3 separate regions of the Homo sapiens genome follow, and all the other regions are linked to region 2. A link is a contact called in ENCODE Hi-C or POLR2A ChIA-PET data. All regions are on one chromosome and are shown on one strand. Each heading gives the region's core, a stretch centred on a gene start or an enhancer-like site at or near the end of the contact. The rest is flanking DNA. Distances are from core to core; before and after follow the strand shown.

Evidence for each region. A loop is a pair of places that touch in the nucleus more often than their neighbours do. ChIA-PET counts read pairs that join two places held with the same protein, here RNA polymerase II (POLR2A). Pooled maps may share reads with other maps.
Region 1: a pooled map shows a loop between it and region 2 (6-fold over the local background). The contact joins the promoter of PRUNE1 here to the promoter of RFX5 in region 2. A Hi-C loop is called at or near these places in 5 of 50 pooled maps. POLR2A ChIA-PET finds 5 or more read pairs at or near these places in 3 of 52 experiments (BJ, HEK293 and activated CD8-positive, alpha-beta T cell).
Region 3: a loop to region 2 is called in a pooled map, with 8 times the contacts of the local background. The contact joins the promoter of SETDB1 here to the promoter of RFX5 in region 2. A Hi-C loop is called at or near these places in 6 of 50 pooled maps. POLR2A ChIA-PET finds 5 or more read pairs at or near these places in 2 of 52 experiments (A673 and activated CD4-positive, alpha-beta T cell).

Annotation. Positions count from the first base shown.
Region 1 is chr1:151,006,200-151,009,808 of GRCh38, reverse strand. It overlaps PRUNE1 (prune exopolyphosphatase 1), which reads right to left and starts at 1,360. Exons shown (of 8, transcript NM_021222.3): 1 at 1,138-1,360. The coding sequence starts at 1,176. MINDY1 (MINDY lysine 48 deubiquitinase 1) reads left to right here and starts at 2,907. Exons shown (of 10, transcript NM_001376665.1): 1 at 2,907-3,497. RefSeq lists enhancers at 721-770, 426-966, 967-1,509, 3,002-3,181, 3,412-3,609.
Region 2 is chr1:151,346,002-151,349,352 of GRCh38, reverse strand. RFX5 (regulatory factor X5) reads left to right here and starts at 2,101. Exons shown (of 11, transcript NM_001025603.2): 1 at 2,101-2,142; 2 at 2,747-2,864; 3 at 3,020-3,148. The coding sequence starts at 3,033. It overlaps RFX5-AS1 (RFX5 antisense RNA 1), which reads right to left and starts at 2,343. Exons shown (of 2, transcript NR_131972.1): 1 at 2,165-2,343; 2 at 1,462-1,721. RefSeq lists enhancers at 1,687-2,036, 2,003-2,585, 1,640-2,839, 3,179-3,268.
Region 3 is chr1:150,924,776-150,928,449 of GRCh38, reverse strand. It overlaps SETDB1 (SET domain bifurcated histone lysine methyltransferase 1), which reads right to left and starts at 2,087. Exons shown (of 22, transcript NM_001366418.1): 1 at 1,933-2,087; 2 at 476-746. The coding sequence starts at 735. It overlaps LOC107985204 (a long non-coding RNA gene), which reads left to right and starts at 2,109. Exons shown (of 3, transcript XR_001738231.2): 1 at 2,109-2,190.

The DNA of each region.
Region 1 (3,609 bases), core at 111-2,610, 340 kb after region 2:
ATAACTCCCCAAATTTGTTTTTCACAAGGAAAATGTCTATGTAATTGGTGTTAAAATGGACCTTCTCCCCAATTCAATATGAAGACAATTCATTTATTCCAGCAGCTGAGTCTGCAGCAGGAATTAGTGACTTTCAGGATTTGTTAAAGACCAGAATCTGTCCCTCAGGGGAATTTGTAGAGTTTAAGATATCTAAAAAGGAAAGCTCAGCAAGCCATCTATCTAGGTTTCTTCAGGGCAGTATAACTCAAAGTAGAGGGGCCGGGTGACCTCCTGGAGCCTGTCTCTGGTTAGCTTTTTGCTGCTAACTGGGGATAACAGCCTAATGCCTCATGACGGCTCAGCATGGCTGGGTGAGTCCAACTGAGTCAGAGAGCACCAAAAATAAGCCACAAAGCATTGAGTAGTCATATTTATGGTTTTGATTCCAAACACACTTTGTGCTTATCCCTTCCAAGTGGAGAATTTTTATGTCATTTGTGTGCGTTAAGGCCAAAGGAGAAACCTGGAGGCAAAGGAATGCTGGTTGTGGGTCAACAAATATGCCTGATGGATTTTGTATGTTTGGCTTAAAAACACTGACTTAAAGTAAAATACTGTGACTACTTCTAACCTAGAAATGAGTTCAGCCCGCCAGACAGAAACTGCCATTCGGAGGAAATAAGGCCGTGAGCACCGGTTCCCTCCACACCCCCGAGGTTCACCTGGAGGCCAGTGGGCCAAGCGAAGCCTTGGGAGCGGAGAACTCAAAGAGGGGCGGGGAGAAAAGAATAAACACACCTCGCGGGGCTAGGCTGGCGGCGGCACAGTCCTGGTTTTTTTGATGGAACTGACCAAGATGACAGCAAGCAGAGGCTCAAATGCAGGATTCAGACCCAAGACTTCTCCCCGCTCTCAGGCGGACCCCAAAGGCGGGGAGCCAAAAACCGGGAGACTGAACAAGCAGCATTCTCACGCTCCTAAACTGGCTTCTCGCTCCTCGCTCCTCATGCCCCAAAACTGATCAGGCCCCAACCCCCCTCCCCACAACTCAGTGTTCCCTCCACACGGACCGTCGAGGCTCCCCCAGATCCCACGTCTTCGTCCTTCCTGGACCCCGTGCTCCATTCCTTACAGTCACAGACAGGGATTCGTTACCTGCAGAGCAGCTCGACAACCCTGCAGGTAGTCCTCCATGATGAAGCCCAAAGTACGCCGTCGCCCCTGGTCGAGTAGAGGTGCCCCTGGTCGAGGAGAGGTTTCCCCGACGAATGCAGCCCGCCCGGGACTCAGGGACTAGAGGCCAGAGTCAGGAGGCGGGACTCGAACCCGCCACACGGCGAATCGGCCTCCGACCCCGGGAGGAACTGCGTAAGCGGGCGCTCCGGAGTCCGGCGTCGCCCCGCCCCCAGCGGCGGAGGCGGGGCTCTACGCCCAGAGGCTCCTGGGACGTCTTTCCGGCGAGGCCAAGGGGGCGTGGCGTGGGGCGACGTGGGAAACGTAGTCCCGCAACTCCGCAATGTCCCTAGCAACCGAGGGAAGGATTGTTTTCTGAGGGATCAGTCGTTCGGTAAACAAATGTGTATGTGTCACAGTAACCCATTATTGTGGCATCTGAACTTTCCCTCTCAGATCAGGCCAAGTATAACATCTTTACATATATCACACCGAGCATCTGGTGACATTTTAAATGACACTTGGCAAAACAGATCATCTTCTTTCTACAAATTCTGCCCTTTACCAAACTGACTCAGTCGCCACCAATTTTGTGGTTGTTCATGTTAGGAGAACATTAGAATAATCTTTGACCCCTCTTGTTAACACCTACAGTCTCCTGCCAACTCCTGCTGCTTCTCCCTTTGCAACTCTGTAGCCTGTTTTTTTCTACAGCCTCGGCAAATATCTTCTTCCTTTCTTGGACGGTTGTAACCTTGGCTTTTTGCTCTCTGCCACCCTAATTGTTCCAATTGCTCTTTCAGCCTTTAGAGTTGCTTGAAATTTCATCCTGTGGCGGCCCTGTACATAGAGTTTAGGGAACCCTTCAGAATGTGGAGTTAGGTTCCAACCTCCCTTAACTGCCACTTTCCAGCCGCAGAGTAGTGCAGGTACTGCAAATAAATGGACACTCATCATCAAAAATTCCCTCATTTATTTATCTATCCCTTTATTTCCTACCGTCAGCCTCACACCAGCTTTTCCTGCTTCCCCAGCTGTAAATCGAGAGGAGGTGACTGATGAGAGGCCTGCAGTGGAACCAAGATCCAGAGCACAGGCGTGTTGGATCTCCTGCCTGCTCTGCCAGTTCTTTTCTTCTTCTTCTTCTTTTTGAGACGGAGTCTTGCTCCGTCTTCAGGCTGGAGTGCAGTGGCAGGATCTTGGCTCACTGCAACCTCCACCTCCCGGGTTCAAGCGATTCTCCTGCCTCAGCCTCCCGAGTAGCTGGGACTACAGGCATGTGCCACCATGCCCTGCTAATTTTTGTATTTTTAGTAGAGATGGGGTTTCACTATGTTGGCCAGGTTGGTCTTGATCTCTTGACCTTGTGATCCGCCCGCCTTGGCTTCCCAAAGTGCTGGGATTACAGGCGTCAGCCATCGCGCCCAGAGCCTGGGGCTTCTACCACACCCTCTGCACTCTACCAGGTGCACAACCCAACCAGTTTCATTTCTAGACTTAAAAATGATACAGCAAGGACTTGGAAAGGAGCTCTCTGGAGGGCTCCAGAGGGAAAAGAGCTGGGTTTGTTTGTTTGTTTTTAACATTAATTGAGTAATACATGCAAATATCGTGCTCTTTGCTCCTGCTTCTGTGGATCCAGAGCAAAGGACTGCCATACCCAGAGAGAGAGCCCAGATCCAACAAGCTGCTTCTGTCCAGCCCTTCTCCTCCCTACTTAGCAAGGGCACTTGCTCTTCCCTATTCTCACCAGAGAGGCACAAGCGCTCCGTCCCTTCTAGAGGCAGGCAGAGGGAAGAGAAAGGGTCTGTTGTTTTTCTCTCCTGTTTCTCGCTCCCTCTCTGCTGATCACAAAGCTGCTGACCGGGTCAGAAAGTCCTGATGGAAATCCACCAGCGCTGGGCAGGCCCCTCCTCCTCCAGGGAGCTTGTCCTTGCCTAATTTTTCTTCGTCCTGATGAGAACAAAAAAGAGAGAGAGAAGAAAAGAAAAACCACAAACTTCCTTTGAAAACCAGCTTGTAGTCAGGGCCCGGAGCGCATGCCATAGACTCGGCGACTCAGGAATCCTGAAGACTCTCTGAGCGACCTGGAGCACCTTGGCTGTGTCCCTGCCTGCCTTCACCCTCCTCCAGTGCCCCCAGTACTGGGCGTGAGTCCGGAAGTGGCCACAACCCAGCCTGGACCGTCGCTTATAAAGCTGTGTAAACCTGTATAAGCTCAGGCGTTGACAGCTGGAAGGCAGCTGGCACTGGCAGCCCCCTTCATTGCACCTATCTCCCCCATCTCATTGCCACGGCTGAACCCTCCTTCTCAATCTTGGAACAGCACCCCCTTCTTTAAGGTAAAAACTTTATTTTAATCATCTTCTTCACCTCTTCTCCCACCCTTCTCTATTTCCTCTCCAGCTTTGGGGAGCTGACACCTGCTGTCCTTCCACCTTTGGTCTGCAAGTC
Region 2 (3,351 bases), core at 852-3,351:
AGTATCTGCAAATATGTATACATGCAGTCTAAGGCAGTGCTCAAAACAATCAGCTTTGAGGCAGACTGCCTGCCTTTGGATCCTGATTCTAGCACTTTCTACATATATGACTAAGGACAAGTCCCTTCACCTCTCCACATTGGTTTCCTCATCTGTAAAATGGAGACAGTAACAGTACCTACTTCAGAGAGTTGCTGTGAGCATTACACGAGGTGTTTAGCATTTGGTATGGTGTCTGATACCTAATAAACACCAAATAAATTTTTGTTTGTTTTTGTTTGAGACGGAGTTTCGCTCTTGTTGCCAGGCTGTAGTGTAATGGCACAATCCTCCGCCTCCCCAGTTCAAGTGATTCTCCTGCCTCAGCCTCCCGAGTAGCTGGGATTACAGGCATGCGCCACCACGCCCGGCTAATCTTGTATTTTTAGTAGAGACGGGGTTTCTTCATGTTGGTCAAGCTGGTCTCGAACTCCCAACCTTAGGTGATCCGCCCACCTCAGCCTCCCAAAGTTTTGGGATTACAGGCGTGAGCCACCGCGCCTGGCCTAATAAACACCAAATAAATTTTAGCTGTTATTAGAAAACCTGGCCAGGTGCAGTGGCTCACACCTGTAATCCCAGCACTTTGGGAGGCCAAGGCAGGTGGATCACCTGAAGTCAGGAGTTTGAGACCAGCCTGACCAACATGGTGAAACTCCGTCTCTACTAAAAACACAAAAATTATCTGGGCGTGGTGATGCACGTCTGTAAACCCAGTTACTCGGGAGGGTGAGGCAGGAGAATCGCTTGAACCCAGGAGGCGGAGGTTGCAGTGAGCCAAGATCGTGCCATTGCACTCCAGCCTGGGCAACAGAGCGAGACTCCGTCTCAAAGAAAAAAAAAAAAGAAAGAAAGAAAGAAAAAAGAAAACCTCTTGCCAATATATCCTTATTGCCCCAACTCCACAATCTCCTGGGTTCCCCCAGCACTCATAGAAGCTGATAATAGGGAAAGGTAGGCTGTAAAGGGCAATGGTGATGAGCTCAGGCAGCACTACTGTCTTCTTTACAAAAGCACATTAATGATGAGCCTGGAGAACATATTAGATGTCAGGATGGCAAATACAGTTTTGGTTGTAACATGACCGCTGCGCAAAACAAAATACATCCATGTAAGAGGCTTTCAACCTGGAGTCCATGACCTCTCTGAAATTAGATGCAAAACTTGGTCTCTGTGTGCATTTTTCATGGTAGAGGGTCCATTGCTTTTGTCTGATTCATAACCTTAAAATGTCTTAAGTAAGAGGGTTAAGAACCCATGACCTATTCAGTACAATGTTCCCTGAGTGTAAAAAGTTCCTGTGGCATCCAGCACCCCCGTGGGAGTCCATCAAAATTCCAGGGTTCACCGACTGCAGAACTATGGGGATGCAAATGCATTTGCAACTCTTTGGAAGTAAAGTACACACGGGAAACCAAGAAATACTAAGAGGGAAAAAGCATTTTAGTTTAATGGGTACAACTGCTGAGGTTTTGAGGCCTCCATCAAGAAGGAAAAGAGAGCCCAGATTGCAGGTCTGTTGCGAGTAAGTGTGTCTGCAGGTTGTATTAGGCATGTGGTGATGGTGATGGGGGGTTATAGGAGCTTACAGTGAACTTCCATCACTCCTACCCATCATTGTCTAGTTATTTTATCATCCATTGATTCTTCTCTTCCGGCAGCTCTGAGGACCGTAGACTAAACTGAAACACAAAAGGGGAGGGCAAAAGAAAAGACAGTTCCAAAGGGAGCCGAGCGCCCGTTCTTTCATCCTGCGGTCCCTTTAAGAGAAGAACCTCTTGGGACCTGCAGTCCCAACCGACCCCAGTTTTAACCGAAACCCAACCCGGACTTCCCCCTCTTGACTCAAATAAGACCAACTTTGGATTTTCCCTCCCCTATTGACCAATCAGATTCTGTTACCAGGCAGACTTCAGCGGCCGCCGGTACGAGCCCGGCGCCTTCTGTCTCCGGGTGGCAGCAGTGACCAATGACAGAGCAGGCCGCCCGTGTATCTAGGCAGATCGCGGCTGTTACAACCATTCAGAAAAAGGAAAATAAAGCAACGCACGAGCCGGCTGGGCCAGGACCTTGGGGCTGGGCTGGAGTGAAGGTGGCTACGAGGTAGTTTCTCTTTCTCCCTTACCTTTATTGTTGCTTGTGTTGGAAGGCGACTGTTCAGAGGTAGGGAGGGGCAAGATGAGTTGGGAGGAGAGCAGAAAAAGATTGTAGCTGTATTTTCAACAGCTTCTTCACCCATGTGCACGTGCCCGGAATCTGGGACCCCATTCCCCTGCCGGGTTTCTGACGCCCAGCGCATGAGTTCCGCTACCCCGCCCCACCCCCGCTCCACTTTGCAGAAACCGGGGATTGAATGGAGGGGGAAGGGAAGGAGGTGGGGGCGCGCCTCAGGATGGGCTGTTGTGGGAGATGACGTAGGGGCCGGCGACGTGGGGAGGGGGAGCAGCGGGGGAAGTCGTGGCGAGATTAAGTAATGAGAACTTGGGCCCAGTTTTTTTTCCAAGCCTAGAAGGGCAGAATATGTTCGTATCCTTTCTGACCTCCCAGGCATATGCAATGGTGAGGAGTATTTTTGAGAATTAGAGAACTTTGTTTTGTGGCTGTTATTGTTGTTTTTGAGGGGGAGGAGGGCAGTATGGGGTCAGAGGCAGAAATGAAAATTTCTTGCTAACATGGATTCCCAATCCCCCTATCTCTTCCTTTACAGTTTTCCAGATTTAGGAGACTTCAGAAAGGTGGGGCAGATAGAATGGAGATGGCAAAGATCTCTTTGGGCATATATGGGCCTGGCGAAGTAATGGAATAATTTCTAATTTTCGGAGAAGGCAAGTGGTGAGAAAAAGACCACCGGGGAAATTCGGAGGCTTTGTTTCTGTTTCTCTGCCTTTCTGGGTAAAGAGATGAGGAGTGCCCTGGGGCCTTCTGGGGAAGGGAAGGCCAGTGTGAGTTACATCTTTATGCCTGTCCCTCTCAATTCTAGCCCTCATGCCGGGATGGCAGAAGATGAGCCTGATGCTAAGAGCCCCAAGACTGGGGGAAGGGCCCCCCCAGGTGGTGCTGAGGCTGGGGAACCTACCACCCTTCTTCAGAGGCTCCGAGGTACCATTTCGTAAGTACTCATCACATCTCCAAGTCCTGTCCAAGACCTGAGTATAGATCCCTGCAGCACTTCACTTTGGCTGTAGATGAACTGCCTCTCAGCAAGGGCATGGGAGCAGAGGGAGATTTTTGGCCATGGTAGCAATTCTTGAGCACCTGCTGGGCATTTCAGTCCTTTTCCCTCCCTAGCAGTCAGATAAAGAGACAGGGAAA
Region 3 (3,674 bases), core at 838-3,337, 420 kb after region 2:
GAAGAAGGGGAAAGGACTTAAGACTTGGACTCCCTTACTGCTGATCATGTATTAGCTGCTGACAGATGAAAATTATATTTACGGCTGATTGTAAGGTCAGATTTTTGACCATAAACTTTGAGGAAGAGTAAGGTTCTAAACATCTGTACTTCATAAAGTATAAAATGTTTGGTACACAGCCTGGCCAACATGGTGAAACCCTGTCTCTACTAAAAATATAAAAAATTAGCTGGGTGTGGTGGCGGATGCCTATAATTCCAGCTACTCGGGAGGGGGAGGTGGGAGAATCACTTGAACCCGAGAGGTGGAGGTTGCAGTGAGCCAGGATCACTCCACTGCACTCTAGCTTGGGTGACAGAGCGAGACTCCGTCTCAAAACATAAAATAAAATGCTTGGTTCAATGTCATGAACAATTATTCTCTAAAAACATCTCCCAATGGAGAGATTTCCTTCTATTTTCCATGGAGTTCTCACCTGGATGCATCATCAAAGAGTTGGTCAACGTGAGCCACCTCAGATTCTTTCTGTATTACCCATGTCTCTAACTCTGCTAGCTGCTTCTTGCGTTGCTGTACACAATCCATCTTCTCCAGTTCCTCATCGATGAAATGCCGAAGTTCCTCCATAGAGATACCCAGTTCCTCAACCACTGCCTGTTGCAGCTCTGCAATCTCTTCAGACTCCACTGTAGCTGTTGCTGCATCCAAACCAATGCACCCAGGAAGGGAAGACATGCTTTTGTCCTCTGCATGGAACAGAAAACAAATTAAATTGGAGTCCTTATAACTACAATCAATCAATAGAGAATTTCAGTTCCCTAATAAAACTAATTCCTACTCTGCTGCCTGTTATTCTATTCAAATATTCCATGTTCTCCCTCCCTATTCTCCAGAATCTGATGCTGAGATTTTTAAGAGTTCTTATCTTCTGCTGTACGCTAACACTCCTGAAAAAGATTTAAGAGTTTGAGACGGCATGGAGAACATTCATTAAGCAGTAGAGAGCTACTGAAAATAATGTTTTGGGCTGGCACAGTGGCTTACACCTGTAATCTCAGCACTTTTAGAGGCCGAGGCAGGAGGGTCGCTTGAGGGCAGGAGTTCAAGACCAGCCTGGGCAACATGGCAAGACTCGTCTTTACAAAAAAATACAAAAATTAGCCACGTGTGGTGGTGCACGCCTTTAGTTCCAGCTACTCAGGAGGCTGAAGTGGGAGGATCGCTTGAGCCCAGGAGTAGCTGCTGTAGTGAGCTATGTTCGCGCCATGCATTCCAGCTTGGGTGACAAAGTGAGACCCTGTCTCAAAACAAACCGAACTTTAAAAATAATCTTTTGGGATACTGAAGAGAACCAATCTATAAGATATTTTTGTGGTCTATATGTGTTCCTTAACTAATGTGATAAATCTTTGTATGCTATGCCTAATTTAAACAAAACCCCACCTGGGGATGGAGTTGATTTGGAACTCACTAACTCAGTGTTTTCTCTTTCATTACTTGTTCCCCTTATATTACTTTGCTTCCATGTGGAATTTTACTTTTTAAAAAGTCTATGATATTCAAACACACGAAAGCTTGCAGCAAAAAGGTTTCCCCCAAAGTACAGAGAAGTAAAGCAACCTGGGAATAAAACGTGGGTACCTAATATCCACAATCCAAATACTTCACACATTCGTGTGAACTGCTTTTTTAATCAAACGGTTAAAGAAAATCTGATTTTCAGCGCCTCCATTTTCCTCTGCCCACACACCAGCCCACCCCCGTGCTACCCATTCTAGGGGTGCGTCCTACCCATTCGCAAACCCAGTTCAGCCCCGCCCCCGTTCGCCTCTGGGGAAGACTTCCTTCCCACCCTCGCCCGACCCCCTCCCACAAACAAAACGTCCCAGATAAGCCTTTGGTCACCAAATAACTCAACAGTATTCCCCGCACCTCCCGTCTTCCAGCTTCAAGGGCTCTTTTTCACCAACCAGACCCCAGACTCACAACTCAGGGGTCGGCCTCGACGGAAAAGAGCGAAAGCGAAGGGATAAGGGAGGAGGGGGAGGGGAGGAAGCGTGAAAGAGGGAAGGGGAAGCAAAAGAAACGCCCGGAAGCAAACCTTTAGTGCCGTTCCGGTCACCGCGACGGTAGCCTGACGGGGTCAAATCCAAAGCCGCGGGGCGCCCCTCAGAGGCGACGAAAACTAAGGTAACTACGCATGCGTTAAGGCAGAGCCTTCCAGGGGCACACGTGAGAAGAGACTGGCAGGGCAGAGTAGGCGTGGCCAGTATATTACCGAGTCTCCGCCGCTCCTACCACCCTCGACTAGTGGCCCCATTACTATATTCATTGTGTAAAGACTTAGGGAAACGCTCATAGGTTCAGAGCTTTATTCTCTCAGTTTTACTTGAGTTTGTTTTGTTACATAAGTGATACAAATTGTAAAGGCTATCAAGATGTAATAAGAAAAACGTGATAATATTCTCTCTTGCCCCATCACCACTCCGCTCCTTTCAGGTAATACAGCTTCATTTTCCAGTCTTGTATGTACGAGTTTCTGTATTTGGATTTTTGTTGTTTTCATTTAACATGTGGACATTACCTGAAGCCAATAAAAAAGGTAAAACTTGTATTTTTGGCCGGGCGCGGTAGCTCACGCCTGTAATCCCAGCACTTTGGGAGTCAGAGGCGGGCGGATCACGAGGTCAGGAGATGGAGATCATCCTGGCTAACACGGTGAAACCCCGTCTGTACTAAAAATGTTAGCCGGGCGTGGTGGCGGGCGCCTGTAGTCCCAGCTACTCGGGAGGCTGAGGCAGGAGAATGGCGTGAACCCGGGAGGCGGTGCTTGCGGTGAGCGGAGATCGCGCCACTGCACTCCAGCCTGGGCGACAGAGCGAGACTCCGTCTCAAAAAAACCAAAAAAAACAAAAAAACAAAAAACCAATAACTTGTATTTTTGACACCTGAATAGTTTAGATTGTTTAGATTGTTTTCCGTTCTCAGCCCCGACAAATAGCGCAACAATAAAAATAAACATCCTTTTGAAGTAGTACTTTTATTTCTGTAGAAAAGATTCCCCAGGCCGGGCGCTTTGTGTCCGAGGCGGGAGGATTGCTAGAGCCCAGGAGTTCCAGACCAGCCTGGGCAACACGGCGAAACGCCATCTCGACTAAAAATACAAGGTAAAAAAAAAAAAAAAAAAGCCAGGCGTGGTAGTTCGCGTCTGTGGTCCCAGCAACTCCGCAGCTGAGGCGGGGGGAGGATCGCTTGAGCCCCGGTGGCAGAGGCTTCAGTGAGAGGAGATCGCGCCACTGCACTCCAGCCTAAGTGACCGAGCGAGACTCCGTCTCAAAAACAAAACAAAACAAAAAACAAAAAGAAAAGATTTCCCAAAATGGAATTTGAGTAAAATAATATGTGCTTTTTTCCTTTTTTTTTTTTTTTTTTTTTTTTTTGAGAAGGCGTTTCGTTCTATCGCCCAGGCTGGAGTGCAATGGCGCGATCTTGGCTCACTGCAACCTCCACCTCCCGGGTTCAAGCGATTCTCCTGGCTCGTCCTTCCGAGTAGCTGGGACTACAGGCGCGTGCCACCACGCCCGCCTAATTTTTTGTATTTTTAGTAGAGACGGGGTTTCACCGTGTTAGCCAGGCTGGCCTCGTCACACCTCGGCCTCCCAAAGTGCTGGGAT